Regions from separate parts of the Homo sapiens genome. Here all the other regions are linked to region 3. The links are chromatin loops, found by intact Hi-C in ENCODE. Cell type or tissue: CD4-positive, alpha-beta T cell. All regions are shown on one strand. Links, peaks and the distances in the headings refer to the core of each region. The heading gives the core; the rest is flanking DNA.

Region 1 (10,835 bases), core at 2,148-10,147, 1.9 Mb after region 3:
AGGGACTGTACCGCGGCTCACTGGGCAGGGGGGATCCCCTTCGGTGCAGACGGACTTTTACATTCGCCGAAGCAGGGGAGGGGGGTCCGGGTAGTGGGGCGCGGGACTGCAGGCTTTGTTGTCCGCGACAGGCTCGGGTGGTTGCTTCAGAATTTTGCACTTTTGCCAACTGGGACAGAGGTCGCAGCTTGAGGACAGATTGAGGGCTCATGGGGAAAGAGGCAGAGAGCTGCAGCTGCAAGGAAGTCAGTGAGGGGAGAAGTGGAACCAGGCTCTAATGGTGCCCTTCTTGAAATACTGTTTACACGCTTTCATAGTTGTGGGGTCCCAGCAGGGCAGGGATTGTGTTTTACAATCTTGAGGTCTCCAGCACCAGTCACAGTGACTGGTACGTACTATGCACATTATTAAACGACTAAATAAAAGAACTTTTACATTCATTGTCTCATTTGCACTTCAAAATGTCAAGCCTAGCATTTTAGAGCTGGGGGGTGACATTAGGGATTGATTAATGCGTTTATTCTATTCTTTGAGCACCTGTAGGTGCTAGGCACTGTTCGGGGCAAGGTGTACAAATTCCAGTGCGGCAAGAACAACACCCTTGAGAAGCTGAGAGTCTAGTCTGGGAGACGAGACACATAAACAGATGATTACACTCCAGCGTGGTGAGGGCTCTAATAGAGGTTATCTGTAGAATGTAGAGGGAGTGACCAGGTGGGCCGGACAAAGCAGGTGACATTTGAACAGGAATTTTTTTAAATGAGTAGGATTTTAACTTGGTGGTGGGGGAGGCATTCCTGGCCTGTGCCCACGGCTGCAGAGTCTCAGAGGGCATCTATGAGGAGGTTGGATTAGATGAGACCACATCTGGTCTGAGTCTACTGTTGGCAGATTGGCCCAGGGAGTCTAAAGGTCTTGCCCTGTTCCCTGGCTGCTGGTTAATGGTAGACAGAGGACTGCAGCCCTGTTTTCCCTATTCTGCCTAGTGCTCTTGCTCAAAACTCAGGTTCGTGAACTGGGGTATTAATGCTAAGTGCTCATGGATTGCTTTAATGGTTCCCTGTTTGGGAAAAGGCTGCCATTCTCCTCCAAGGGCCTGGAAAATCTCCCCTCTTGGCCCTGTTCTTTGTTATATACCATTAGGTTGGTTCATGAGCTCTTAAAGTAAACCAGAGAGAGGTAGAGTCTTAGTAAAGGATGTGCCACTACTTAGTGGCAGAGACAAGGTTAGAATTCAGCTTCTTGGACCCAAGACTCTTTCCTTACCCAGTGGGTGCAAATCCTGGTTCACACTGAAGTTTTCATGAATACTCGGTGAATTGAGAAAAGTGTGGACAAAGTAGTGAGATTTTTACAAAACAAAATATTTTCTTTTTCTTTTTCTTTTCTTTTCTTTTTTTTTTTTTGAGACGGAGTCTTGCTCTGTTGCCCAGGCTGGAGTGCAGTGGTATGATCTCCACTCACTGCAAACTCCGCCTCCCGGATTCAAGCAATTCTCCTGCCTCAGCCTCCCGAGTAGCTGGGATTACAGGTGTCCACCACCACACCCAGCTAATTTTTGTATTTTTAGTAGAGATGGGGTTTCACCATGTTGGCCAGGCTGGACTGGAACTCCTGACCTCAGGAGATCTGCCCGCCTTGGCCTCCCAAAGTACCGAGATTACAGGTGTAATATTTTCATTTTTAAAGGACTCCCCTTTATTCTGAGACTAGCTGCCTTCTTCCTTGTTTGGGAGAATCATGAACTGTTGAAGTCCCTGCTGTTGATTTACCTTACATAGTTGCCCATGTGAGAAATGGCTGACTCCAAAACACATCTATAGTTGGGAGGCTCTTAATTGAAATACAGCCATCCCCTTTGTCCATGACATCTCAGGGCACTGTGTACATCGTCCTGATTGGCAGTCACATTGATGTCTTACTGTTCCTCAGTTTTAGCTGCTCTTAGTAAAAACCGCTTACTTCTTTTAGGCACTTCTCCCTCCACCCAGGGCCCTCCAAAAGGAATTATGCATATGCCTTATAGCCTATATAATTTTCAAACACTTTTTTTAAATGAAAAATTTCAAATATTCAGAAAAGTTGAAAAAATTTTGCAGTGTATATCTATATATCTGCCATCTAGATTCTACAAGGAACATTTTGCCCTGTGTCTTTTATTACGTTACTCCATCTGTCTGTCCATCCTTTAATTCATTCAAGTTGTTTCATGTATTAGCAGTTTGTTCTTTTCATTGCTGAGTAAGATTCCATTATTTGAATATACCACCATTTGGATATCCTGTTGCTGGACACCTGGGCTATTTAATTTTTTTTCTATTGTAAGTAAAGCTGCTGTGGCTGGGCATGAAGGCTTATGCCTATAACCCTACCACTTTTGGAGGCTGAGGTGGGAGGATAGTTTGAGCTCAGGAGTTGAGACCAGCCTAAGCAACATGGTGAAAACCCATCTCTACAACAAATAAAAGAAGTAGCCAGACATGGTGACACATGCCTGTAGTCCCAGCTACTCGGGAAGTTGAGTTGGGAGGATTGCTTGAGCTTGGGGTGTGGAGGCTGCAGTGAGCCATGATTACATGACTGCACTCTAGCCTGGGTGACAGAGGGAGACCCTGTCTTAAAAATTAAAAATAAATAAAGCTGCTATAAAAATTCTTACATAAGTCTTTTTGTGCACAGGTGGTTTTATTTCTCTTAGGAAATACCTAGGAGTAGATTTATTGGGTCATAAGGTAAGTGAATGTGTTATGAGAAACTGCTGAGCCTTTTTCCAAAGTGGTTGTACCATTTTATACTTCATCAGCAGTGTATGGGAGTTCCAGTTGCTCCACATCCTACCAACTTTTGGTGTTGTCAGTCTTTTACATTTAGTTGTTGGGTGTGCAGTGGTATCTCATTATGGTTTTAATTTGCTTTGCTCTGATGACTAATGATGCAAAGCATCTTTTTACATGCTTATTGACCATTGGTATATATTCCTTTGAAGTATATGTTCAAATTTTCTGTCTTTTTAAAAATTGAATTGCTTTTAAATTATTAATTCATAGCCCATATTTTAAGTTCAATCATGTGGAATCATGTGTAGGCTAAGTGTTATAATAATAAATCTCAACATGTATCATGGTATAAACATATTAGAAATTTATGGCCGGGTGCAGTGACTCACACCTATAATCCAGCACTTTGGGAGGCTGAGGTGGGCGGATCACCTGAGGTCAGGAGTTCAAAACTAGCCTGACCAATATGGAGAAACCCTGTCTCTACTAAAAATACAAAATTAGCTGGGCGTGGTGGCACATGCCTGTAATCCCAGCTGCTTGGGAGGCTGAGGCAGGATAATCACTTGAACCCTGGAGGCGGAGGTTGCAGTAAGCCGAGATCCTGCCATTGCACTCCAGCCTGGGCAACAAGAGTGAAACTCCATCTCAAAAAGAAAAAAAAAGAAATGTATTCCTTTCCTACATGAATGGCCCAAAGTGGTTTGAGGTTGAAGGAGGTGGGTGGGTGCTCTGCTTCCCACAGTTATTGAGGGCACCAGGCTGAAGGAAGCTCCCCCTTGGTCAAACATGGCTTTTATGGGCGTCACTGTCCAGCACAGAAGGCTCAAGAGCGTGGAGAAGGGTATATGAGTGTGGGAAGGTTTAGGGTCCAGGGTCACTGCCACTTACATTCTGTTGGCTAGAACTCTGTTACAGGCCACACCTGGGGTAGTCTACCCCCTGTCCAGGAAGCTGACTCTACTATATTATCCAAAGCGTACATTTCATATTTGGTGAAAATCTGTCCAGCCATTTTCTTGTGATGCGGCAATGGACATGCAACATAATTTCTTTTTAAAGAATATGTCATTTTTACTTTCTGACATTAAGATATTCTGTTAGAAAATTATGACAGTAACAGATGGTATTAAAAAAAAATCTCCCCTTGCTTGGTAAATGCTTTTATCTAAGTGGGCAGCTTTGTGCTAATATGATGTCTTCCACTTCCCAATTAGTTGTGATGCTTTACTGATCTAGGAGAGCTTTATGGTTTGGGACTACTATAGGCGAACACTCTGTTGCCTCCTCTCTCAAGAATCAGAGTGTCCTATTTTGGAAACACAGTCAACCATGTGAAAGCAATTTATTGGGCGTATCTTCTGTGGTCAGATTTGGTTTGCTGACAGGTGAATTGGGAGTTTTGTAAACTTTAATAAGTGAGCATTGAGTCAGATGTGTTCATGAGTATGACCTCGATCCACTTAAAAATTCTTATTTCTTTTTCTCTCTTGGCAGGAGGGAGGTGGTTGTGCAGGTATTCCCAGCCACTTTGAAGGGAACTTAAATGGGAACTTTATTGCTCACTGCTTAGAATGCCATGGGCTCTTCTTTTGAGATACTTACCTTTAACCCATTTCCTTTTTTTTTTTTTAAGTGCAGCTTGCTGCCAGTGCTCTTTTCTTGGGGGTAAATGGGAAATGTTAATAAGTAGCCTCTGATCCCTTTAAAATGGGAGAATTTGAACATTTCAAACCTTACCTTTTTATACAGTTCTCTTATTACCTGGGAGAGAGGTTAAGTCTTAGACTATCCATTTCTGTCAGTGAGTTGCCTATGCATTATAGCCTGTGAGGGTCTATATTTTTTTAGGGTAATCCTGGTAATAACTGCATTGATGTTACACTGCTAACATTTGGGATGGAGAAGGGGTGACTGAGTGACTTAACCCTTGGTCCACATGTGCTTTCATTTCTCCTGAAATATACCTAGGTATGGAATCGCTAAGTCATTATGTGCAGTGGGAGAGACTATGGGAGATGGGACAGAAATTTTTAAGGTTTCATTTCTTTTTTTTAGCTTTTGCATGGTGGGTAGGTCTATGCAAACCTACCCCCAAAGTCTGAGGAAGCTGAGAGGCCAAAGAAAGAGGCTGACAAATCAAGTTTCTCAGAAAGAAATGTTTAGTAGGGACTTAGGACCAGAAACCATGTCTGTGTCTTGCGTGTTGGCGAGACAAGATGGTGGATCCCATACCATTACCCCTCAGACCCAGGGCTTAATACCATAGGGAAGGGCGATTCAGAAGGGAGGTATGGCATGACTGAAGTATGATAATGTCAAGGTTGTTTGACCTCAGGGCAGGATTTATAGTAAATAGGGGCTCTTTCACAAGGAATAATAGATAAACTGGAAATCTTAAAACTGGAGTTAATCAGAAGTCAGCATGGTGGATCAGTATCTAAGACGGAATTGCTTTAGCTTCCACAGCAGTCAATATCTAGACCACCCTTATTATTTTCCCACAGACCAAGAAATTTGAAGGTCAGGACAGTCTTTGGTTTCCTGTACGTGGGTGTATACGTTGTAGGCACTTGAATCTTTGTTGAATAAATGGAGAATGTTAGGCAGTTATTTGCTAGAAAACGCTAGGCACATTCTTTATCACAGAATGAAAAGACGTCATTATGACTCCTCTGGGACTGATGGGCAATTTGCATTAACCAATCTTTTAATTAAAAGTGGAAGAATATGTTTAGGTTCTTGAAACTTCTGTGAGTGAAGGGAACTACTAAGTGGAAAGTGTAATATGTTGATAAAATATTTCACCAGATGAAGCCAACCTTACTCCTCCCAGGAAAACTTCTTCATTTATGTATTAGCTCTGGCCAAAAGAAGCCTATAAAGGCAGCAAAGTCAAAATAGAATTTTACTTTAAGTCCCTACTTCTAATAATTGTGCTAGTTTTTAGCCAAGCTAATTTCTGTGGCAGTTTTCATAACAAGTGTGTCTAAAGGTGTTTGATCAGAATTTATAAATTAAAATATTTCTCTCATTTTTTGGAGGGGCGATGCAGGGAGAGGGATAGACTGTTGCTGCTTCCTCCTGCTTGTTAGAAAGGCTCTTGGCCATATCATATTGGTCCGTGGTTTAGTTTATTTGCATGCTGAATCCACACACATTTGTTTTATGTTTGTTAGTATATTGAGCAGTGTATTAGGGATCAGGTATATAGATGTAAAAGGAGTACACAGTCTAGAGAGGAAAAATAGTGACAGGCTGGGCGCGGTGGCTCACGCCTATAATCCCAGCACTTTGGGAGGCCAAGATGGGCGGATTTCTTGAGGTCAGGAGTTTGAGATCATCAGCCTGGCCAACATGATGGAACCCTGTCTTTACTAAAAATACAAAAATTAGCTGGGTGTGGTGGTGGTCGCCTGTAATCCCAACTACTTGGGAGGCTGAGACGGGAGAATTGCTTGAACCCGGGAGGAGGTGGAGGTTACAGTGAGCTGAGACCATGCCACTGCACTCCAGCCTGGGCAATAGAGCGAGACTCCATCTCAAAAAAAAAAAAAAAAAAAAAAAAAAAGAAAAACAGTGACATAAACAGGCAATTACAATATTTTGTTATATGGGGCACAAGAAGATGCCCTTGGCCCTGCTTCATGAGTGGTGTGGGGCAGGGTAGAGAGAGCAGTTCAGGAGAGGTACGTATGGATGTCATGGGAGCTAGCAGCCAGGAAGATGTAAACATGTTAACAAGGACCTCTCCAGAGAGAGGTCTTAAAATTATCCAGCCATAGAGAAGCTTTTCTCTCTTTAAAAATATTCTGGCTCTAAAGTTATTCATTGAGTTAAAAACAATAATTGCAAGTTGGAGGAAATCTCTTTGCCTGTCCTTACGTGTTACATGTAACAAGTAAACCTGTGCCACAACACTGACATCTCTGCAAAGTTACTTAAGTTTTCTGAGTTTGTAGTATCGCCCATTAAATGGGATTAATAATATTGATCTCTGGATTATTGACAGGCTTAAGTGAGATAACTTGCGTGGTCCGTTTTCTAGCCCCACCCTCTCATTTCATCTAGTAAATCTTCATTGCATTAATTATTTTCATCTTAAATACACCGCATCCTGCTCCTCACCTTCTAATATTAATACTCTATCTTTCAGTTTAGATCAGTTCCTCTTATCCAATGTTGCGCTAAACATCCCCTGAAGTTGGGGGATCTTTTCCTTTCTAGTTTTTGCTCCCTGGCTTCCCTTTTCTGTTGCTGACTGTTGAAGCTTTCCTGCCCCACTGGCTTTGAAGGTAAATTGTATATACATGAGCTTGTGGGGAAAGCTGTTATATAAATGAGGACAATTGATCTAACTGTTAGAGTGGGGAAATGGAAGAGATTCTGAAGCCTCCATTTGTAACTTAAAAACTCAGGTTTCATTTCTTAACAGGATTGATGTTAAGGAGGGGATTCCTTCATTGGGCAGGAGGGAGGACTGCCATAATTCCAGCATTCCCACTCTTAATAGTCAGTGTCATCAGGAAAGACCACCTCAAGCTTTAGTACTTTATTCATTTATCCAACTCTGCACCTGCTGCCTTTGGGTGTGGTATTTATTCTTGACCATATCACCCTGACCCGGTAACCAGAAGGGAACATGTGATGTGCTCTCATCTCTGCCTTAGGGGCAGCTCCCTCCCCACGTTAAGAATGCTGGCATGTAAATAACACTCTCATCTGTTTAGCGTTCCTTTTACTGAGCTTCTTGGTATCTTTTCTCATACTTGTACCTTTTATGGGATGTCCCCCCCTTTTTTTTTTTGAGACGGAGTTTCGCTGCTGTTGCCCAGGCTGGAGTGCAATGGCACGATCTCAGCTCACCGCAACCTCCGCCTGCTGGGTTCAAGCGATTCTCCTGCCTCAGCCTCCCGAGTAGCTGGGACTACAGTCACCCCTCCACTGCACCTGGTACTAATTTTGTATTTTTAGTAGAGACAGGGTTTCTCCATGTTGGTCAGGCTGGTCTCGAACTCCTGATCTCAGGTGATCCACCTGCTGCAGCCTCCCGAAGTGTTGGGATTACAGGTGTGAGCCACCGCGCCCAGCCTGGATGTCCCTTTATTTTTTAAAGGCTTCCTTAAATACCTTGTTTGTAAGTTGAAAAGAGCATTTAAAGAGTGAACAGATTTGGTTTGCTCTGGCTCTCTAATTATTTTAACTTTGTTATCACCCAATAGTTCTAGGTTAGTGGTTTTCAATCCTAGCTTGAACAGGAGTCATTTAAAAATAGCCCAGGCCTCACCCAGGGCACTTCTATCAGACATCTCTAGGGGGGATGGCCCAGGCATCAGGAGGCTTTAAAAAGCTCCTCAGGTGATTTTAGTGCATTGCCAAGGTTGAAAACCAAGGCTTTAGGTTTAAACTAAAGGTGAAATTGCTCTTTTTCTGGTTCATTTTCTACTTTAGAAAGTAGAAATTTTTTTTCTGGTTCATTTTCTACTTTAAATTAAAAATAAACCTACAGAGGGTAACACGTATTAGCACGTCACAGAGGGTCACACGTATTAGCAACATATGTATCTTCAAAAGAGTGATGTGACTGGGTGGTAAGTGTTGATTGGACCCTTAAACTGTGACAGTTTAGAAGGGGCTTTGCTAGATGGGTTTAGGGACAGAGATGGTAGAGTGAGAGAGTGTGGATGGAGGAGTATGCATCTGTCATGATTACTAGAAAAATAAAACTTCAAATGCTTTGCTCCTTCTGCTGCGAGGTCATGTTCTCACAGCCAGTGAAGTGACAGCATATATGTGTTGAATGTGTGGCTTGCATTTTACATTTAACTCTTTTAATTCATGTGTTAACCTTAGGAGGTACTTATTATTCTATTTTGCAGATGAAAATGGAGACTCATAAATAAGTAACTTACCAGCAGCTACATAGCTGGTAATTGGTAGAACTGGAAGTTGGACCCAGGCTCTAGTGCTGGCACTCATAGTTTCTCCCTGCTGCCATGTTGGCCTCTTCCTACTTGGATGAAGATATAACTCTAGTGGCAAGGGCATTTACTAGTGTGTGAGAGGGTCTTGTTTATTAGTTTTGCAAATTGCACGGTCTCCTTTATTCAATATCTTTTTTCAAACAGCTCACAGATCTTTTGTGGTTTTGTAAGTGCCTACTCCCCACCGTATTGCCTTCTAGAGAAGAGGCAGGAATTTATTTTAATGTACAGGACAGACATGCATGGGGAGTAAAACTACAGACTCCACTCTAGGTGTGTGGAAATACTAAAAATAGTGCTTTTCTCTGTGTGTGAAGTTGGTCTGTTGAGTTTTGTCATAGACAGCGTTGAGTTCCTCTCCCAGGTGGAGGTGGCGTAGCTTTGCGTCACTTACGTGTCTCTCCTGATTTCCAGTGACCCGGGGAAGACACTGCAGAGGCAGTTGTCTGTGGTCAAAAGTATTCTCTGACCATGGAACTAGATGAAGCTATGAGCTTCCAGGATCATGTGGGGCTAGAAGAATGCCGCTCTAACCCTAGAGGAGGGACAGCTGAGTGTCTTCTGATGTAACTGAAATTGGAGAATCAGGTGGATTAAAATTAATTATTTATTACAGTAAAATAACCTATCCCATTTCAGAGACATTTGCTATCTTTAAAACATTAATACTATAATCCACCTTACCAGTAACAGTTTACTTTTAGTGACAGTGAAAGCCATTGACTTTTTTTTTTTAATTGAAAAGAGATGTTGCAAATAGCTGGTGTACATTTCTTGAGATGCACTAAACAAGGTAGCGCACTTGAAGATCGTGGCAGTAATAAAGCGTTTGTAAGTTCTGAGTAAAGTATTGACCAGCACAGCTTCCCTGGAGACCGTCTTCTCATTGCTGGATTGGACATTTCACTGTTAAGCTTGTAGGACGCTTTTGGGCACCTCTCTGACTGGGAGCTTTGCAGAACCCAGTGGCTTTCTCTGGAGCAGGTGCTGAGCACATTTTCAGGCTCCAAAATCATCTTTCTGCTCTTCAGAGCAAGTTTCTTAGCAGATTAGTGTTGAGATTTGTCAAGGGTTTCTGGGGCATCACTAAAAGTTTCAGGCAATGGCCCATCCTGTCAGATTTTAGTACTTTGGACACAGGAAATTAAAAAAGAGGGCAGATGGTATAAACATTGCAAAGCTATGTACCCGTGACAGTGTAAATGAAAGGTTTGATTGTGCTAACTCTCCTGCACTTTCTTTCTGTGTTCCTGTAGAAAGCTGATGTCCTGACCACTGGAGCTGGTAACCCAGTAGGAGACAAACTTAATGTTATTACAGTAGGGCCCCGTGGGCCCCTTCTTGTTCAGGATGTGGTTTTCACTGATGAAATGGCTCATTTTGACCGAGAGAGAATTCCTGAGAGAGTTGTGCATGCTAAAGGAGCAGGTAAGTGCTGTGTTTATTTGCTGTAAAAAGATTGTTTCACAGCACCTGGGTCAAGTGTTATTTCCCAAAGGATTGGAAGACCTTTAACACAAGTGTCAAATCTCCATTTGTGGGAGAAAGGAAAAACATCCAGCAGTAGGGAAATTAGTAAATAAATGATGGTTATTTCCTCAGGTTAAACATTATATATAAAATAGTTTCTTTTAAAAATAGCAGTCTTCCATTTCTCCCATCATTGAAGGAATAAAAATACAATAAGTCCTCACTTAACATCAATAGGTTCTTGGAAACTTTGACTTTAAACGACATGTAATGAAACCAATTTTATGATAGGCTAATTGACGTAAGCAAGAGTTAAGTTCCTATGGCATATTTCTGATTGATAAAACATCATCAAACTTCTAAATAGAGACTCAAAATACCTCTTATATTAAACATTGAAATAAATGTGAGCCATACATACCTTTAAGAAAGATTAGTAAAATAAGATAGTTATTTACTAGCTTATTCCAGTTCAAGGTGGTGGGAGGCCAGAGCCTGTCCTGGCAGGTTGGGGTACAAGGCAAGAGCCAGCCCTGGACAGGATGCTGTCCATTGCAGGGTGGACTCACACTGGGACCATTCAGACATGCCAGTTCACCTAACA
Region 2 (10,835 bases), core at 1,120-9,119, 1.2 Mb before region 3:
TATGTTAATCTGTCAAAAAAAAAAAAAAGAAGAAAGGAAGTTTCTTTCATCCTAGTCATTCACCTCTCCCTTCCTTCAAAACACTATTTAAAACTTAACATTTCATACATCTTCCTGGATTAGCTTCATCTTGATTCAAGGATTTTAATCATTCAAGTAATCTATTCTACGTATTAGTATACCTGCAAGTTATTAATTAATGTCACAGCACCTGGTATTTCCTCTGGCATAGTACTTCCTACAGTTATTTCAGTTCCTTTTTAAATGTCTGTTTACCCAGATAAACTAAGCTTTTGACAGGACTACAGTCAACTTTGTTTTGTGTCTCTTGTAACTAACGGAGTGTGGGGTACATAAGAGACACTCAACAAATATTTGTCGATTGAGTCAATAGGTGAATGAAGGCTGTATATATATCATTGACTTTTAAAAATCAAATAACTAGCTAGTTTTTGGTGGTTTTTCTATCTTCCCAGTAGATTATAAGTTGCTCTAGAGACAATCATTCAATTTTGGAACATAACCATCATATCCCATGGTACTTAAATACAGCTTAGTTCACTGGTATAAAAATCCTAAAATTCAGAAATAAAAATCAAGGAAATGAAGGAATAGTTGGTGATGGAACTACCAAAAGAGCCAAGTAAATATAATCCTGAATAGGAAATAATTAGCAGAAGTACACTATATGTATACATCTATATAATATAGATATAGATTTCCATTATTATCCATCAATGAGAAGCACAATTGACTAGTATGACATCAAATTAAGAATTTGTGAATGTCTGGTAGACGTTAGTTTACGGGCAGGCGTGTACCAAAGTGATAGATTTAATAACAATGTCATTTTTTCCTATCATCATGACAAAGGATCTTAAACTCCTGATGTATCTAGCTACATCTATAGCACTTGATCAATCATCTGGGAATCAAATATTTAATATACGCCTACCTTGGTTATGTTAGATGCTGATGACGCAAACTAAAGTTTTGCCTATCCTTTTAATTTATTCTGAAGTCCAACCAAATGTACAGTTCAACAAATATTTGGGTTTGATTTTATTTTTCCAATTCAATTGTTTCTTGCTGTCATTTGCTCTCTTTGGAAATTCCTAAAATACTGTTATGAATGTCCAACATTCTAATATATCAAATGTGCAACAAATATTATTAATTAATAATAACAACAATAGCTAACCTTTACTGAATACTTATTACTTTCAGGCACAACTATCTCATTTAATTCCCACAACAAATCTATGAGGGAAATACTATTATTACTCCCATATTACAGAGGAAGAAACCAAAGCAAAGAGATGAATTAAGTTCACATAGCCGTAAGAGGAAAAGCCTGGACTAAACACATATGTTCTGACTCTAGAGTTCATGCTTTTAACCATGATACTAACATAGTTTATATTTCCACTATGTAAGTTTCACATAAAATGGATAAATTGCCTTTTAAATATAAGATACTGAGAAACAAAACTATTAGAGCTATGTATCATTAGAACTCCAGAGAATGAGGCAAGATAGCTGGTTCTTAGTTTCTCTGGAGAGGTGTTCTTGCTCTCAGAAAGCTTGCAACCCAACTGGGGAATCAGAATATATTCTAAGGAAAACAATATACTGTGATATACAAAGGACTTGCTATGAAAGTTGAGGGGCGGCAGTAAGTTCTAAGGACCAGGCCATCATAAAAGGCTTGATGGAAGAGATAGGCCTTAAAGCAGGGATTACTCTGATAGGAGGAAGAAAAGAATTAGGGTGTTATAAGTAAGGAGAAGCATTTGAACACAATTATTGATGAAATGCTGTTACCAAAACACCAGGAGTTCCATCTATGTCTTGCTGCTTACCACCCAAAAAGTCAATCACTGAGACAATGATTATTGTCAAAGAAGAAGGCTTTAATCAGATGCTGCAGCCAAGGAGATGGGACATCAGTGTCAAATTCACCTTCCTCACTGACTAAAATTAGGGGTTTATATAACAGGGAAGAAATGTTAACTACGTATGAGAAAACAGGAACTAAGGAAGGGTAAGGAAACAATAACGAAGAATGAGGGGTCTGGCATATCACTGTCTAGATGCAGTAATCTGGTGAGTTTCAGCTCTTTGATACTTGTTGAGAGGTCTGGGCATCCTTTCTTGAGGAAGGAACTGAGATAAAGATCAACAAAATGTGGCTGGGCGCAGTGGCGCATGCCTGTAATCTCAGCACTTTGGGAGGCTGAGGCAGGCAGATTGCTTGAGCTCAAGAGTTCCAGACCAGCCTGGCCAACATGGTGAAACTCCATCTCTACAAAAAAAAATACAAACATTAGCCAGGCATAGTGGCATGCACCTGTGGTCCCAACTACTTGGGAATCTGAGGTGGGCAGATGACTTGAGCCTGGGAGGTAGAGGCTGCAGTGAGCTGAGATCATGCCACTGCACTCCAGACTGGACACCAGGGCAAGACTCTGTCTCAAACAAGCAAACAAAAAGATAAAACAAATGCAAGTTTCAAGCTTTCAGAAAAGAAGTGTCCATTTCTATGTTTATTAATTTAAAAAACCCCAATAAACAAAACTAAACAAACAAACAAAACCCTGTCTATGGGACTGTTGGGTTGATTTCAGTACCATGAAAAGATCCAATTGTTTAAATGTTTAATGTATGGAGATAATAGGGGAGGTTGGAAAAGTAAGGATCATATTGAAGAGGTAACTTGAATGCTAGGTTAAGGAGTTAGGACTTTATTCTCTAGACCTGCCCTGCTGGATACAGTAGCCACTAGTCACATGTGGCTACTGAGCATTTGAAATGTGCTAGTTCAAATTGAGGTGTGTTCGGGCACAATACATACCAGCTTTTGAAGACTTAGTAGGAGAAAAGAATGTAAAGTATCGCCTTAATAATTTTTAGATTAATTAATTTTGTAGCTTGCACTTACGGCTTACATTATATTTCTATTGGAAAGTACTGCTCTATAAAATGAAAAATGAAGGAAGCTTAATGATCAGAAATTTATGTAAAAATTGTTTTAAGAAGTTTATTTTGGTATAAGCAGAGTGTAAGACAACTGTTCTCATTCAGTAAGCCAATGGCAAGTAAAGAAAAAAACAAGGTTCTAGTGAAGAAATGGGACTGCTATAATTTAAAAGATATTTAAGAGACAGAACAGCTAAATGGAAAGTGTACATTTTGTCTGATTCTGAGTCAAGCAAACCAACCAGAAAAAGACATTTTCAATTAACCGTGGAAATGTAAGTAAGGTCTAGATATTATGTGACAGTCCAATAATGACATTATGGAGATAAAAGAAAAAGTTGGTACATTTTAGGGATGCAAACTAAAGTATGTAGAGATGAAATGACAAAATATTTGGTATTGCTGGGGAAAAAAACTATTTCTTACTTTCCAAACCCCAATAAATAAATAAGGTAACACAATAACCTAATAAATAGTAAATCAAAATAAAATGCTTTTGCTGTAAAAAACAAAAAACCTGGAGTACCGGAGCATATCTACCTACACAAGGAAGAACCAAGCTGTGGACAGAAGGGAGTTTGAGGGCTAGAGATGTTCAAGGTGGCATCATTCTGACAGTACTGTTTAGAAAAGCATTCACCACACTACTTAATTCCATTGCTTTAGGTATTTTCATGAGGCCACACAAGAAAGTATGATGCAGCCAGGACTAAAACCAGATGCTCTTTGTATCTGCCTTTAAACATGACAAAACCCTGTGGAGAACCTAATCTATGCTTTCATCTTTAGATTTTTAAACTTGCTTGTTTCATTCAGTTATTCTTTATAGTTCATAACATCATTAAATAACTGATCATATTAGATTATTTTATTTATTCTGCTTAAGTTTATCTTGACTGCTTCTCAAACTCAGATTGGTAGAAGTTTAAAAAAGAAGGAAAGCAAAATCAAAGCAGTAACAACAAAACCATTTTAACATCTCCAAGTGAAATTTATGTCATGCTGGCCAAAAATAAGATGTAGTTTTCATCTCCAGGTACAATGCTAGGAAGAGGTGTTAATGTAAAGTAAGCAGCACAAAGAAGTAATAAAAGGAAACACAGGAATCAAGAAAGGGAGAAGAAAGAAAGGTGAGAAAAACACCACCACCACCACCACCACCACCACCAGCAACAATAACAAACCCCAACAGTGCCCATATGCAGTGCCCCCTAACTGCTTCGAAGAAGAACAGTTCATTCTGCTTTTTTCTGTAAGCTTGAAAGATAGCATAGCTGCCCTGGGAATGTGTAGACTTGCTGAGTCCTTGTTCTGCCCCTACCCAACTAGCTGTTTGGCCTTGATCCTTGATTTCTTTCCTCATCTATAAAGTGGGAATAATGGCACCTGCCTTACTTGTCTCACTGGGTTGAAATGAAAGCGAAGTGAAATAGCAAATGTGAAAGAATTTTGGAACGTTTTTATGTTGTAAGTTGGTTGCTAAGGTCTAAAAGAAATATTAATAATTACGTCGAATATCTTCTGCAGAAAAAATTAAACCGACCCCATCCCCCGCACATCTAGCCCTACCTGGCATAGGTTTTAGTTCTTTTAATTTTCGAATTAGAACATTGTAAAGGAACTGTAGGGACGAGAGTGGCATCAGGTCTCCTCATCCTTCTCACATCCTTGCCCCCGCACCCCTCTCTCACCCCAGAGTTCAAGCACCAACCGAAAAGATTGAGAGTAGCTCAGGGTACGGTAAACGGAGGAAGCTTTGAAAAAGGCGGGGAAAGCCTGGGATGGCGAGGGGGTGCTCGCTGAGGAGGAGGAGAGAAGCGACAGTCGCGGGGCCCGGAAAAGAGAGACTTAGAGCGAAGCCAAAGGCGCCTTTCTTCACAGTTTGGGAACTTACTGGTAGTAAACGCCACTCCATAGAAGCGGTGACCGGTTACCATAGAGACCGCGTCGGGGTGGGCGGAGCGTCGCTTCTGAGCTGTGCCACGGCCACATCAGCTCGGCCAGAAACGCGAACACGTCGGAACAGTGACTTCCGGCGGAAGAAGAAGCCGGTCCGGAGTTCTGGCCGACAGCAGGCGAGGAGTGGGTAGCAGCGCCTATGTGAAGTTAGGTAGGTCTGATGTCGTATAAAGCGCGGAGAGGGTGCCCGCCAATGGCTGGGTGGGTAAAGCCGACTGTGAATGGAGAAGATTCCCAAGTCCCGAGCTTGAGGAGGCCCCGGCTGTTTCGTTAAGTGTATATAGCTGTGGGAAGAGGTTGCCTGATTTCTGGGGCTCCTGGTAGGGTCTCTCTTCTGGAGCGTGGAAGACTGGGGCATCCTCGCGTAGAGAGTTTCACTCTGTCTTTGCGAGGTCTCAGCGCCTCTCCAATAACAGGGGACTCTTGTTCTCTACCAGCTGGTGCTGACGTTATTTCCCATATCATGCTCTCCAGACAATCTGGAGGAAAAGCAAACGAGAAACTTTCAGAAGGAATGCCCCCAAATTTATTTTAATTCTTTGATGTTCTGTTTTGCTTTTTTTTTATTCGTTCATTTTGTAAATATTCATTAAGCTCCTCCAGCGTGTTTAGTGGGTGCTTACTTGTGTGCCAGTTTTATCATAAGACTAGCAGAAATACCTTCTTAGAGGTTCATACACCACCTGGTTCATTATAAAATTCTTTTTTTTAATGCTGTTCATTAATTAAAGTATAAATATATATCGTGAAATACCTAACACGTTTTCCATACTTGTCGGTACACTTATACCTGGAATTCTTGGGGCATTTTAAATGAAAATCTGTGCTTCCTCAGGTTTGCATTATAATCATGATTTACTCGACTAAATACTAAAGAATTTACAAGGGCAGTACTTAATTTTTTCTTAGATACATGGCAAACTGTGATGAATTGTCATTAATATTTCTATTCAGCTAATCTGAGAAGGCCCACTTCTGGTTCCATGGATGATGGCGGTTGAGCAGATGCCAAAAAAGGATTGGTACAGCATCCTGGGAGCAGACCCATCTGCAAATATATCAGACCTAAAACAAAAATATCAAAAACTCATATTAATGGTAAGTCTTTTCTTTCAGATTTTAAATCATGAGGGGAAAAAAATCAATTTTTATATGAAACCACAAATTTAGGTTTCCAGAAAATAGGATACCAGTGGCAGGAATCCAGGTATTAATTTGATTTAATTGAACATTTCAGTAATATTGCAGAAAAACTTGATTTGAGGTGGAAAAGCATGGTTAGGAGCAGGAGATCTGAGTCAGGCTGCTTGAGTTAGAATCTTGAGTCCATCTTTATCTGTGAGAATTTGGACAAGTTACTTTTTCTTATATGTGCCAAGGGAGGATTAAATGAAATAATCCATGTAAAATATTTAGAAGTGTTGTTACATAATAAACAACAGTAGCTACTAGCCACATGTGGCTGTTGATTACTTGAAGTGTGGCTAGCCTGACTTGAGATGGACTGTAAGGGTAAAATATACACTGGATTTTAAAGACAGTATTTAAAAGGAATTAAAATAATTTAACAATTTTTATGTTGATTATGTTGATTAAAGTTCACTGGTTTTATTTTTCCTCTACTGTGTCCATCTGCTGATAAACTTCTTAAAAGAATTCTTGATCTCTTACCTAATTTTCATATCTAGCATTTCTACTGGCTCCTTTTTTAAAGTTTCTATCTCTTTCTCATCTTTTTATACATACTGTCCACTGTTTCTACTATATCCTTTAATAAACTTATCACAGTTAAACTCCCTGTCTGATAATTCTTTGTAGTTAATAATCAAACAGTTTTTATGTGGATTATATATTGAAATGATGATATTTTGGATTACTGGCTATTTTGTGTTTTATATACATAATATGCATGCATGTATTTGCACATATCAAAGTTTGTTTCTCTTGCATTTTACTTTTTTAACATTGCATATGTAGCCGGCATTTATACTTACATTATATTTCTATTGGGTAATGCTGATTTAGACCATTTATACACTAATTATCAGTTGACTTTTTTTTTTTTTTTTTTTTTTTTTTGAGATGGAGTTTTACTCTTGTTGCCCAGGCTAGGGTGCAATGGTGCGATCTTGGCACACTGCAACCTCCGCCTCCCACTTTCAAAGGATTCTCCTGTCTCAGCCTCCCAAGTAGCTGGGATTAAGGCGCATGCCACCACGCCTGGCTAATTTTTATATTTTTAGTAGAGACAGGGTTTCATCATATTGGTCAGGCTGGTCTCGAACACCTGACCTCAAGTGATCCTCCCGCCTCAGCCTCCCAAAGTCCTGGTATTACAGGCATGAGCCACTGCACCCGGCCGACTCTTTTTTTTTTAAATGAATTGTAGTATTTGTAAATATATCTCTGAATTTTTATATTCATTTTTTCAATCTGTATTGTGATGCTTCTTAAGCCAATGTCTGTAATTCTATACCGACGTCCGGTTAACTCAGTTTATAAAGAGTAAAGAACCATTATTTATATAGAATTTGTTGTCTCTTTAGTTTATACCAGTTACATCAGTGTTGTTTTGCCAAAACTATTAATGTTCATTGTGAGAGACTAACTGTTTCATCATCAGGATTGTACTAATATTCTTACTTTAGGTAGTATGTTGGACTAAATGACCTTAAGGTACCTTTTGCCCCAGAAGTTTTAAAGTTTCTGTCAGCAGAATCAAGTAGACTTTATTGAAAAATATCCTAATATTAAACCATCCTTGTACCTCACTCAGTTAATTGGGAAATGAACCTGGAAAAGTAGACTGGATCATTCTGGTTCTTGTAGGCCATGCTGGCCTTTAATTGGCCACTGAGAAGCAGTCTGCACATAATATGTAGTATCTGTCAAACAGCAAAGTAGGTAAATCATTTCACATATGCGCTAACAATGTATCAGAGAATTCTGGTTGCTCTACAGCTTTGCCAATATTTGATGTTATTGGTCTCTTTCATTTTGGCTATTGGAGTTTTTGCAATTTTGCCACCATTGACATTTTGGGCAGGATAATTCTTTGTTATTTCGGCTGTCCTGTGCTTTGTAAGATGTGTGGCAGGATCCTAGATGCCAGTAACAACCAAAAATGCCGCCTGCATGTCAAAATTGCCACATCCCATGAGAATCACTGGACTACTCTACAGTGTCTGGTCATACCCCATTGTGGGGTTGTTGCTTTTTTAAAATTTATCTGATGACTAATGATGTTGAGCCCTTTTTAATGTGATAATTGGCCATTTGTATAATTTTCTTTTATGAAGTGTTTTTTTTTAAATTAAATATATTCTTGATTCTGTATATATGTTGTATATATTTTCTCCTAGTCTGTGATTTACCAGGTCATTTTCTTAATGGTGTCTTTTGATGCAGAGTTTTTTGTTTTGACAAAATATAATTTATCAAATGTGTGTTTTTATAGTTAATACTTTCCATCTTCTCTAAGGTTATGAGAATATTCTTCGATGTTTTCTTCTAGAAGTGGTCATTTGCTTTTACCTTTAGACTTATGATTTCTGTGTATAGCATGAGATGTGAGGTCATGTTTTTATTTTTCCTCAGTATATTCAGTTGTGCCAGCATCATTTGTTGAAAATTTTTTTCTCCATTGGACTGTCTTGGCAATATGAGTCTATTACTGGACTCTATTCTGTTTTATATGTTGTTTATCCTTTTACTAATACCTCCATCTTGATTACTGTAGATTTATAATCAGTCTCAAAGTCATTGTAAAGTTAGTTCTCTAATATTATCCTTCTTTTCCAGTTTATTTCGGTTATTCTAGTTTGCTTATATTTCCACAGAAATTTTAGAATCAGCTTGTAAATGTCTACCAAAAAAATCTTGCTTGAGTTTTCAACTGGGATTGCAATAATAGGTATCCACTTTGGTAGAATGGCATCTTAATAATATTGAGTCTTTGAATCTATGAACATGTATCCTTCTCCTTACTTAAGCCATCTTTCATTTCTCTCGTCAGTGTTTTATAATTTTCAGTGTAGAGGTCTCACATATCTTTTCTTGAATTTATTTCTAGGTATTTGGTTTTTGGTTCCATTATAAATGGTATTTTAAAAAATAATTCATTTTTCACTTGTTGATTGATAGTATATAAAATTATAGCTTATTTTTATATACTGGTCTCTTATCCTACAATCTAGGTAAATTTGCTTTTTAATTTTCATAGCTATTTTTGTCAATTTCTTAGAATTTTCTGCCAACACAATTATGTCATTTGCAGATAACGAGAGTTTTAATTCTGTCTTACCAATCTGTATGTCTTGTATTTCCTTTTCTTACGTTAAGGCACTAGCTGGTTGCTTCTATTAAAATGTTCAGTTGAAGTGTTAAGAGCAGGTATCCTTGCCTTGTTCCTGATTTTAAGAGGAAAACCTTCAATGTTTTACCAGTAAGTATGCTGTTAGGTGTATGTTTTTAAAGATGCCCTTTATCAGCTTGGGGAAATTCTTCCAATTAATACTTTGCTAAGAGTTTTTATGGTAAGTAGGTATTTAAATTTGTTAGATCCTTTTTTTTTTTGCATTTATTGAATTTTTGCATTTATTGATTTTTCTCATTTAATTTGTTAATGTGGTGAATCACGTAGATTTTTCTTAAGTTAAACCCACTTCTCATCCCTAGGATAAACAAACCACTTATCATGAAGCATTATTATATTTATACATTGAGGGATTCTAGTTGCTATTATTTTGTCATGGATTTTTATGTTTAATTTCATGCTGTATATTTGTCTGTAATTTTCTTTTCTCGTAATGTTTATGTCTAAATTTAGTATCATAGTTATGCTAGCCCCATAAAATGAATTGTGATTTCTGGCTTTATAGTGAGGAAGAGAGGTGGAGGGCTAACCATTTTTTTAGTCTTAACCAGTCTTTCTCTTGTTTAGTTTTGCCCCTCAACTCCACTCTCAAAGGTACTTAATGCCTTCCGTTCCTCAATTTCTCCTGCCTCTGTGTGAATGAACTCACTTCTTTGTCTCTTTCACTTTAGACTTAGGTTTCAGTTTTTGCAGGTACACTGAATTTGTTATCATTTATTGATGAATTTTCCATCTCTTCAAATTTTGGTGTCTTTTGCCTGTCTTTTCTCTCCTGTTCTTTTGCCTGTTTTTTTCTCTTCTCTCCTGTTTGTTCTTACACATTTATGCCTTTTTTTAAAAAATTATTATTCCTTTTCTGTTACTATCAAGGAATTTTCAGAGGGATGAAAGTGTGAGCCAGTTGCTGTGGTTCACACTTGTAATCTTAGCTACTTGTGAGGCTGAAGCAGGAGGATTGCTTGAGCCCAGGAGTTCAAGGCTACAGTGAGATATGATTGTGTCACTGCACGCCAGCCTGGGCGACAGAGCAAGACCCTCTCTCTAATTAATTTGCCATTTAGTGGAAGCCCTGAACTATTTTCTTTTCCCTTTAGAGGCCAGATACCCTTCTGTGGCCATATGCCTTTGCACTTGCACTCTGCCCATCCACTACCTCACCTGATTCTCACTCACTGTTTCAAAATGATCTTAGTTGTAATCGTGCCTCCCCAGCTCCCTGCCATGTCTTTAGTACATTTCATGATATTTCTCTAAGACAGGGGAGGTATAGCTGTTAGATAAGGAGAATGAGGGTAGGTGGACTGTAATAAAAGGTTGAAATTTTTTCTTCTGCTTTTCTTTTAGAAGATGAGAGAGACTTGAACATGTTTACACTGTATGGGAAGTGGCCACGGAAAAGCTTGAGATTGAAGTTATAGGAGAGTTTGAATAATTAACAAAAGCAGAGAGGAATAGGATCTGAATCATAGGTAGAAGGATTAGCTTTAGGTAAGAGATAGGAGGGACCTGTCTTCATTGTTAC
Region 3 (10,835 bases), core at 951-8,950:
AATTTAATTATTAGCTATAAATCTCTGAGATCCTAAGATGGTAGCTTTGTAAATTCAATGTTACATTGCAACAGCATTAAGAGAGATTCCAAGATTCCCACCATCAATATGCATTATACAAATTTGTTAACTTGCACTAACATAAACCTTTTATTTACAAAATTATGACTTTAGACTTCAAACTTTTTTCTCTGTGTCAATCAAGATTAGTTTCGTCTGTATACAAGAAAAAAACAATATAATAGTGCATTAAACAAGATGGAGGTTTATTTTCCTCTTATGTAAAATAAATTCATGGGTAGGCCGTCATGGGCTGGCATCACACTCTCCTAATGTCATCAGGGATATGGGCTCCTTCCGTCTTTCCTCTCCACCACATGGCTTCCACCAAGGCCACGTCTTGGTTTTAGTTTGGTTGCTGTAGCACCCACCATCAAGTCCATGTTTTAGGCAAAAAAAAAAAAAAAAGTGGAGGGTGGCGGTGGGGGGCAAGGGCAAAAGAGTCAGTTCCAAGAAAGAGCTTTGCCAGAAGCTGCTCTCAAAATTTCCATCCACATCTCACCAGCTACACCTAGCTATAAGAAAGCTTATCAATTTCGTATCATAGAAGGGTGCATTGTGGCACCTACAACTACACCTTAGTTCTGCTGCTAAGGAATAAGAGGGCGGATGTCAGGTTGACAGTCTTTGCCATGCTTAAAAAAAATCTTTTCCATGGGTTCCTAGAATGTTGTGATCACTCATTTTGATTCAAAATTAAAATTTTTTTCATTCAAAATTAAAATTTAAAGCAATTTTCAAAGATTTGTCGCAAATCTATCTAGCGAGTTAACATTTAGAGTATCATTCACTAATACAACAAATACTTATTGCACCATCTATCAGGCACGTTGATAAAAAAGGGATGGGATGCAATAATGAACACATCCCCACTTTTTCAGAGCTCATAGTTCATCAACTCAGTAAAAGTATGATGTGCTAATATACTATAAATGACACCTATTTAGAATGGATTACCCTCTATACATAGTCTTAGTATTTAGGTAATCAACTACATATACTATTTTTTTTTTTCTGAGACAGTCTTGCTCTTGTCGTCCATGCTGGAGTGCAGTGGCGCGATCTCAGCTCACTGCAACCTCCCCCTCCCGGGTTCAAGCGATTCTCCTGCCTCAGCCTCCCAAGTAGCTGGGATTACAGGTACCCACCATCAAACCCAGCTAATTTTTGTATTCTTAGTGGAGATGGGGGCCAGGCTGGTCTTGATCGAACTCCTGACCTCAGGTGATCTGCCTGCCTCAGCCTCCCAAAGTGCTGAGATTACAGACATGAGCCACCGCACCTGGCCACATATACTATTTTAGCATAAAAATATACTTTCGTTTATCAGATGAATAATTGCCTCATTCTGAGATGCTGATACAGACTTGAAAACAAATTTTAGATATTACTGTCATGCAAAGCATTCTTGTAAAAAATATAACTTTGCTCCAATAATACAATTTCAAGCAAATATATTAATATGGCTCTTGCAAATAGAATACTTAAAAACATAGTTAAATCCACATTTTCCGGAATTTTTAATCAGAAAGGAGATAACAAAGGGAACATAGACAAATTAAACAATAAAGAAAAACTGTACATATTTGGTTGTATTTTTCAGGTAAAAATTAAACTAAGATAATACTGCCTTGCAGATGGTGGGGCTTTGTTCAACTCCCTGGTGATTCCTTTTCCTTTTTTTTTTTTTTTTTTGGAGTCTCACTCTGTCGCCCAAGCTGGAGTGCAGTGGCGTGATCTCAGCTCACTACAACCTCCACCTCCTGAGTTCAAGTGATTCTCCTGCCTCAGCCTACCAGGTCCCAGCTAATTTTTGTATTTTCAGTAGAGACAGGGTTTCACCATGTTGGCCAGACTGGCCTGGAACTCCTGGCCTCAAGTGATCCACCTGCCTTGGACTCCCAAAGTGCTGGGATTACAGGCATGAGCCACCGCACCAGCCAAGCTTTTAAAGAATTAAAGTTAGTTTTATTCAGAGGTCTTACCGAGGATTGCAACCCAGAGAGTCTTCCAGAGAGTTTCTGTTAAACTGCTCCAAAGCAGTGTTTCCGCACACAGTTTGTGTACATCAGTGGTGGCTCTGCCTGTGCTCAGAAGTTACATTAAATGTGCTCAGAAGTTACATTAGAGCGAAATCACATCATGGTTTGGGTGCCAGGGTCCATCTGGTTATAGATTATGGAGACATAATCATTATTGCTGTCAGACATGGGTGTGCATTATACCCATGCACATGAAGAGGCAGAGGCTAGGATCATTGAACTTATGTTTTCTAAAACTGCAGTGATTCAGGCAAGAGAATGGGGACCTGTGCTCTATCCTGTTTATCTTTAGGGTATTCTTCCAGAGGGTTGCCCTCACTCACTGAGTCAGGGGCTTTGCGAAATTCTCTGGCAAACAGAATGAGCAAACATTCCTTCTTAGGTTTGCTACTTTGTCTCACAAGATTCATCCTGACCTAGGTGAGGACAGGCATTTCCTACTCAAATGTTGCATTTCCCAAGACTACTCGGGCCTACCACACCTCCATCCTGTGTGTGTGTGTGTGTGTGTGTGTGTGTGTTTATTTTGAATGAATGAAAGTTTAAAGTTTTAAATAACTGAGGACAGGCATTTCCGCATTTCCTACTCAAATGTTGCATTTCCCAAGACTACTCGGGCCTACCACACCTCCATCGTGTGTGTGTGTGTGTGTGTGTGTGTGTGTGTGTGTGTGTGTTTATTTTGAATGAATGAAAGTTTAAAGTTTTAAATAACTGTCCATATCCTCTCTCAAGAATTTCCCTGGGTGTTCTTTTACTTCACAAGGATCACAGAATGAAAAAAAAAATAACAATAGTAAAAAAGAGACAAGTCTTTTAAATATTTGATAAAATGGTATTGTATTGTTGAGTTTGTATTCCTCGAACTTTGCAATAATAAGGCGAGGGGAGGAGCCCAGGGATTATTCCTTCAGAATCAACTGGTATTTCCTGATGATCTGCTGTGGGCTGGGCACTGAGGTGGGTGCGGAAATGCAGGGTGAACATGACACAGGTTCCCTGCCTTCAGTTTCACTTTCCACATTGTTAAGGCTATTCCATGCAAGAATGAATCCTTTCAAATTTAGTCTAGCCAGATGTTTTGTGTCCTCTATCCCCTCAACCTTGTTTTTTTCCTTTGCTTGGCATTTATTTTATATTGAAGTATAATTGTGGTATCAATAAACTGCACATTTTTGAACTGCACACTTTGAAAAATGTTATATATGTATACAATCATGACACAATCACAGTCAAAATAATGAACACATCCATAACCCCCAAAAACTTCCTCAAGCCCCTCTGTATCCATCTTTCCCCCCGCCTTACCCAATCCCTGCCCCCAGGCAACAGCAATCTATAATGCTGTCATTATAGTTTCTACTTTCTAGAGTTTTATATAAATGGAATCATACAGTATGATGATTAACTGAACAAAATTATTTTGAATTATTTTGGGATTGTCAACTAAAGAAAAAAAATCAAGCTTTTATTTTAAGAGATGGAGTCTCACTCACTTTGTCACCCAGGCTGAAGAGACTGAAAAAAAAAAAAGATTCATCTGTGTTTTTGCATGTATCAATAATTCATCCTTTTTTGTTGCACAGCAGTATTCCATTAAGCAGATGTATAACAATTTTTTGATCCACTTCATTCATCTATTGATGAACATTTGGGTTGTTTCCTTTTTTTTGGCTATTGAAAATAAAGTGTTAACTTTTTGGAAACTGTCTCCTGAAAAAGCTAAACATAAATTTACTAAATAAGCCACTGATTCCTCTCATAGGTACATACCTAAGAGAAATATACGTACACACAAAATCTTGTGCACTAACGTTCATGGAAACATTATTCATAATAGCCAAAAAATGGAGACAACCCAAGTGTCCACCAACTGATGAACAAATCAACACAATGTGGTATATCCATAACAATGCAATATTATAAGCAATAAATAGGAATATAGGAGGGATACATGGACGAACCTTGAAAACATTATGCTAAATGAAGTAAGTCTGACTTAGGCCACCGTGTATTTTGTGATTCCACTTACATGAAATGTCCAGAAAAGGCAAATTCATAGAGACAAAATGTAGTGTTTGCCAGGGGCTGGAGAGAGGTGGGGCCGGGGGTCTGGGGAGTGATTGCTGATGGGTAGTTTCTTTTGTAGGTGATGAAAATGTTCTAAAATTAAATAGTAGTGATGGTTGTGCAACTCTGAAAATACTAAAAACTACTGAATTGTGTATTTATTTTATGAGACGGAGTCTCGCTCTGTCGCCCAGGCTGGAATGCAGTGGCATGATCTGGGCTTACTGCAACCTCCTTCTCCCAGGTTGAAGTGATTCTCCTGCCTCAGCCTCCCGAGTAGCTGGGATTACAGGCGCGCACCACTATGCCCCGGTAATTTTTGTATTTTTAGTAGAGACGGGGTTTTGCCATGTTGCCCAGGCTGGTCTCCAGTTCCTGACCCCAAGTGATCCGCCCACCTCGGCCTCCCACAGTGCTGGGATTACAGGCGTGAGATCCACTGCGCCCAGCCAAAGCTGCTATTTTTTAAAAGCGGCAATGAACATTCTTGTACAAGTCTTTGTACGGACATACAGTTTGGGTAGAAGAATAGCTGGGTCATATGCTGGGTGGATACTGAACTTTTTCAGAAACTGCCGCTCCTCTGCAAAGTGACTGCACCATTTTATGTTCCCAACAGCAGTACAGGAGAGTTTCAGGTCTACACAAACCCATCCATACTTGGTAAGACCCAACAAGCTTAACATTTCAAGGGAAGGTGGACTTAGGGAGGCGCCAGCGGGAGGCAACATCAATGCAGTTAGCTACACGGGCCTGAAAACTGGAGGCCGCGACAAGCGTCGCTGAGTGGAGGCCCAGTAAGTCCCACCCACTAGGCCAGCCCGAGCGCGTCTGCCACGCCCTGCTGCATTCCGCGGCGAGAGCGCGCGATAGGATTGGCTCTCAAGGCCCCGCCCCAACAGGTCGCCGCTCAGGGTGACCCGGAAGCAGTTGCGCCAGCAGCGTCGCGCGGCCCAGTTCCCTTTTCCGGTCGGCGTGGTCTTGCGAGTGGAGTGTCCGCTGTGCCCGGGCCTGCACCATGAGCGTCCCGGCCTTCATCGACATCAGTGAAGAAGATCAGGTGTGCTTCGGTCTACGGGTGCCGCCACGGTGGGGTGGGGGATGTCCTAGTAGCGCAAGGGACCGCTGCCGAGCCTGGGCCGGGCGGCCGGGGCTGACACCCGCAGCTGTTCTACACGCGAGAATGGGGAGGCCGGTGGCTGGGGCGCGCGTTCCTGGCCTCGATTCGCACCAGCTCGCCGGCCGGCGGTCCCAGCGCGGGGCCCGACGCTTCACCGCCAGCTCCCTGGTCGGCGTCGGGACTCATTTCTGACGACATAGTACTTTTAGACTGATGAGGAATGATGTCTGCTTCCGTCCGTCAAATGCAGCCACATTCGGAGTGGGAGGTGGTGAATCTGTAGTTAGCATAAGCAGGGTAGGGAAAAGTAATTTTGTGCTAAAGATCAAAATGCCGGGCCGGGCGCGGTGGCTCACGCCTTTAATCCCAGCACTTTGGGACGCCGAGGCGGGCAGATCACGAGGTCAGGAGATCGAGACCATCCTGGCTAACACGGTGAAACCCTGTCTCTATTAAAAATACAAAAAAATTACCCGGGCGCGGTGGCACGCGCCTGTAGTCCCAGCTACTGCCGAGGCTGAGGCAAGAGAATCGCTTGAACCCGCGAGGCGGAGTTTGCAGTGAGCCAAGATCGCGCCACTGCACTCCAGCCTGGGCGACAGAGCGAGAGTCCCTCTCAAAAAAAAAAAAAAAAAAAAAGATCAAAACGCCCGTATTACTGTGCGATCACAGGCGAAGACGACCCGTATTTTACACTTGCTTTCTATTCCTACTTGTATGAGGGTGAGAGTTGTTCTGTACCCCGGAAGTATGGTATCAGTTCAGCTCTTAAATTCTGTGAGGCATACACCTGATGGACCATCCTGATATTTTTAAATTTCCCGTTTGGCGTTTGCTCTTTGGTATACAGGGCTGATGGTTCTCATTTTCCCCATAACAAAAGTTTAACCTTATTTGGTAGGAGTTGAACACGACATCGTATTCTTTAAGTTAATTTTGTATTGCTGAAAATTCTTCTGTGAAGTCCTAACTTTGTCGTTTTATTTCTGTTACTCCACTAACACGGAAGTAACTTCCAAATGATTGGATATCATAAACTTCGCATGGAAGTTTACTTGTCTAAGACAACTTACAGAATTGCGGGAGTGAGTTCCCCCTCTCTCCTCCCCCCGCCCCATGGTAGGAATGCAGTTCCGATGCTCTGAAGAGCAAAGTAAGAAGGGAAAATGCAAAAGGCGGAGAAAAGGTCAAGGATGGGGAGGTTAAGCACAGATAGGAAGATATGAAAGACAAAAAGATACCTGATTAGAAATGGAAGCATGTTACCAACAGTTGGCTGTTAGGTTAACTGAGAAAGTGTTTGGAATTTTTTTTTTTTTAACATACAAAGTGAATGGAGGAAGTTCTTGTCATTGATCGTATCTTAAAGTGTCTTTTCTCAGGCTCTGCTTCTGTTCTTGTAACATCAGTATCGCTGTAGACAGTCCTTTCAGGGAAATATGAAATTGCTCAGGATTAGTTTAACTTTGGTGAAATTCTCAGCTTGATTAGAGTTAAATGGAATTCTTTATCTTTTTTTGTTTTCCTTTGCTTATGCTGCTTCCACAACCACTTGTGGCAGTGAGGATGACAGAAAAACAGCAAACGTGGTTCAATAGTTCTTAGAAAAAGTTTGCTGTGTATCTGTTTCCTCCATAGAGAAGCATGAAGCATGATTTCTGGAGGTATTTTTGTTTTCTCTGACATGGTGACAGTTTGTTTTCTTTTTTTAATTTTGCTTATAATACCAACTCTTCTATGAAGTTACTGTGTTCTTGTTACCTGAAAGGATAGTACCGTCAGATCTGCAGGTTTAATACTTTCCTGAGGCAACTAAATATACTTGGGGGTTTAAAAATCTTGATGGCTTTGAATTTTTTTTTTTTGGCTTGGTCTAGAAAATGTAATGCCTGTGCATTTACTAATGGTATCCTTTCATATTCCTGTTGCACATCCTCATTTTATTATCTTTAAAACCAGGCTGAGCACGGTGGCTCACGCCTATAATCTTAGCACTTTGGGAGGCCGAGGCCCGTGGATCACCGGAGGTCAGGTGTTTGAGACCAGCCTGACGAACATGATGAAACCCTGCCTCTACTAAAAATACAAAATTAGCTGGGCATGGTGGCGCATGCCTGTAATCCCTGCTACTTGGGAGGCTGAGGCTGGAGAATCATTTGAACCCCGGAGGCAGAGGTTGCAGTGAGCCGGGATCGCTCCATTGCACTCATGCTATTGCACTCCAGCCTGGGCAATAAGAGTGAAACTCCATCTCAAAACAAAACAAAAAAAAACTGCGTTTGTTTGGCTGCCATAAAGAGTCCCAGAAGAAAAATGGAATAAATATATATAATTCGGTAGTAGGGTAGGAAATGTCCAAGTGACTGAATGTGCTATTGTAGTTGTGTTTTTATAGGTCCGAAGATGCATGCTGACTCAGATATGCATTTTTAATTTTAAGAGATTAGTTACATAACAGATCCAGTTCGATGTAATTTTAAGGCAGCATTCACCGCATTGCCCTTTTGTGAACCAAAATGCTTATCTCAAATAGCTTCTCAACTGATTAACAAATGATTACCCTTTTGCCAAGGTAATGTCTGTAACTTTTCTAGTAGCTGTGGTTATGTGTGTACTTGAGAGCAATACTATTGTTCATTTCTTTCAAAAAAATGAAATCTGCCAAGTCAGATTGATTTCTTCTCCCCAGCAACCACACCCCCACCAAACCCTTTGGGTTATATTATCAAAAAGATTTTTGCTGTATGCTGGAAGTCCAGCAGGGTGCAGACTACATGAGAGAAATTCTGAAGGTGATCCATGGGGGCTGTAGTGTGTCTAAGGAGCCACTGGACCTCATGGAGGAAAACCTGTGGCTCTTGTGGGATTGCCAAGATGGATGAGGTGAGGGAGGGGTCTTCAACATTATTTGAAATAGTTGTTGAATACAGTATTTCCGTTTTAGTTTTTCAGAAAGAGGACAGAATTTGAGATTGTGCTTTGTCATTCGTAGTCAGTTTTATAATAGAGCAATCCTCAACAGGCTGCTGAGCTTCGTGCTTATCTGAAATCTAAAGGAGCTGAGATTTCAGAAGAGAACTCGGAAGGTGGACTTCATGTTGATTTAGCTCAAATTATTGAAGCCTGTGATGTGTGTCTGAAGGAGGATGATAAAGGTTTGTTTTTAATTTTTTTCTAATATTTCCTAATAAAATCTTTTAAATTTTTCTTGTGAATTATAGAGTCGTCCCTCATTATCTGAGGCAAGGAGGATTTGGAACCCTCAGATACAGAAGGCTGACTGTATTTATATGTTTTGAATTTCAGACTACAGGACTTTTAAATAGATAGGTAGTGGTTGTATGTATTTTGGGGGCACAGGTGATATTTTGATACATGTATGCAATGTGTAATTATCAAATCAGGGTAATTGGAATATCACACATCTTTTCTTTATGTTGGAAACATTCAACAGTTCTCTTCTAGCTCTTTCAACTATACAATACATTGTTAACCAGAGTCTAAGCACTGTTGTTTTCAATCTTACCTTCACACATGCTTTCAGTTTGTGTAATCTATTATACCTATAAAGTAAACCTATTTTGAGAAAACCTTTATTTTATACATAGGTGTATTTCTTAAGTGTTATTACACTAAATGCTTATAGTCTTAGAATAAAATGAAAAAAATGAAGCTCTTTCCTGTTCATAAGTTTCAGATTAACATCAAATGGGATACAGTTTCAAGTAATCTAATAGCCATTTAATTATTAGGCCAGTTTCCTGTTTATTGAGATAGAATGGGAAATTTTCAGAATTGTTGAGTTCGGAAATCTCTAGTTAAGGTTTAGAGATCAAACTTGGATGCTGATTTCGGCAGCACATATACAAAAAAATTAGATTAAATTTGGGATATGATTAATATCTGTAATACTTAAAAATAACTAATTCAAGCAGAGAGCTGACAGCTTTAATTTCTGATTTCCTATATGTATACACAAAGTTTTCCTTAATTAAGAAAGTATCCTAGTCCTAAATCATACCAGTAACTTCCAAATGATTGAATATCATGACAGTGAAAATTGAAACTTTATATACATGTAAATCAGTCTCTGTTTTACTAGTTAGAAACCACATCATAGGCCAGGCATAGTGGCTCACGCCTGTAATCCCAGCACTTTGGGAGGCCGAGGCAGGTGGATCACATGGTCAAGAGTTCAAGACCAGCCTGGCCAATATGGTGAAACCCCGTCTCTACTAAAAATACAAAAATTAGCCGGGCGTGGTGGCGGGTGCCTGTAGTCCCAGCTACTTGGGAGGCTGAGACGGGAGAATCGCTTGAACCTGGGAGGCGGAGGTTGCAGTGAGCCGAGATCGCACCACTGCACCCCAGCCTGGGCAAGAGAGCAAGACTTCATCTGAAAAAAAAAAAAAAAAAAAAAAAGAAACCACATCTTAGGTATCAATTTCCTTCCTCTTTAATAAAATATACAAGTTGCTTTCTGAATGCGAAAGTGTCTTACATTTGATGGTCTTCATTGTATTAAAACACTGGAAATGCATATTTAACTAGACGCATTGAGTATTGTAGTATCACTGTTGATTGTGTTATCCATACTTGTGTAGATGTTGAAAGTGTGATGAACAGTGTGGTATCCCTACTCTTGATCCTGGAACCAGACAAGCAAGAAGCTTTGATTGAAAGCCTATGTGAAAAGCTGGTCAAATTTCGCGAAGGTGAACGCCCGTCTCTGAGACTGCAGTTGTAAGTTAAGATCTGAAAGAAACTCAGTTTTTCTAGGTGCTTTTTTCATGTTACTAACTTTTAATGGTGCAGAGCAGGAATTCTGGAACTTGACTCTCAGCTGTGGCTCATATTAGCTGTGACCTTGGGCAAGTGGCTTGACCTTTCTGTGCCCTAGTTTCCTCCTTTGTAATATGAAGTTGTTAACGGTACCTGCCACAGGTTTGTGGTGAGAGCTAACCTCAACTTAAAACTGGTTGCTGATTTCAAACATTGTTTATTTGTTTGTTAACCAACCAGGTTAAGCAACCTTTTCCACGGGATGGATAAGAATACTCCTGTAAGATACACAGTGTATTGCAGCCTTATTAAAGTGGCAGCATCTTGTGGGGCCATCCAGTACATCCCAACTGAGCTGGATCAAGTGAGTTACTGTGTGGAATAGTTGTTCTGCTTATAAGAAATGTACTTTTTTTTTTTTTGAGACGGAGTTTCACTGTTGTTGCCCAGGCTGGAGTGCAATGGCGCAATCTCAGCTCACCGCAACCTCCGCCTCCAGGGTTCAAGCAGTTCTCCTTCCTCTGCCTCCTGAGCAGCTGGGATTACAGGCATGCGCCACCACGCCCGGCTAATGTTGTATTTTTAGTAGAGACGGGGTTTCTCTATGTTGGTCAGGCTGGTCTCGAACTCCCGACTTCAGTTGATCCTCCTGCCTTGGCCTCCCAAAGTGCTGGGGATTATAGGCGTGAGCCACCACGCCCAGCCAGAAATGTACTTTTATATGTTATACTTTATATGTGTTACTCAGTTTTCTCCTTTTG

What was found. A loop is a pair of places that touch in the nucleus more often than their neighbours do. Peaks named below come from ENCODE experiments on the same cell type or tissue, not always from the same donor. Only the 100,000 strongest peaks of a DNase experiment are listed, where the experiment ranks them.
Region 1: a loop joins it to region 3, with 5 times the contacts of the local background. A loop is called at or near these places in 3 of 110 quality-filtered maps.
Region 2: it touches region 3 in a loop (4-fold over the local background); 7 of 110 quality-filtered maps call a loop at or near these places.

The regions. Positions count from the first base shown.
Region 1 is chr11:34,439,175-34,450,009 of GRCh38, forward strand. CAT (catalase) reads left to right here. Exons shown (of 13, transcript NM_001752.4): 2 at 10,018-10,189. Among named protein-coding and RNA genes, the nearest start is that of CAT, 5.7 kb to the left of the region's middle. RefSeq lists an enhancer at 1-92. In CD4-positive, alpha-beta T cell, for the core only: no CTCF peak of the experiment used is centred there; no DNase peak of the experiment used is centred there.
Region 2 is chr11:31,364,824-31,375,658 of GRCh38, forward strand. It overlaps DCDC1 (doublecortin domain containing 1), which reads right to left and starts at 4,916. Exons shown (of 39, transcript NM_001387274.1): 1 at 4,874-4,916. It overlaps DNAJC24 (DnaJ heat shock protein family (Hsp40) member C24), which reads left to right and starts at 5,037. Exons shown (of 5, transcript NM_181706.5): 1 at 5,037-5,089; 2 at 5,893-6,036. The coding sequence starts at 5,926. RefSeq lists an enhancer at 4,850-5,329. In CD4-positive, alpha-beta T cell, for the core only: no CTCF peak of the experiment used is centred there; DNase peaks (open chromatin) are centred at 2,168 and 4,968; H3K4me3 peaks cover 1,725 bases; H3K27ac peaks cover 901 bases.
Region 3 is chr11:32,578,698-32,589,532 of GRCh38, forward strand. EIF3M (eukaryotic translation initiation factor 3 subunit M) reads left to right here and starts at 5,134. Exons shown (of 11, transcript NM_006360.6): 1 at 5,134-5,232; 2 at 8,315-8,447; 3 at 9,897-10,035; 4 at 10,315-10,438. The coding sequence starts at 5,191. RefSeq lists enhancers at 4,845-5,497, 5,140-5,289 and silencers at 4,920-4,979, 8,010-8,109. In CD4-positive, alpha-beta T cell, for the core only: no CTCF peak of the experiment used is centred there; DNase peaks (open chromatin) are centred at 5,044 and 5,984; H3K4me3 peaks cover 2,459 bases; H3K27ac peaks cover 1,582 bases.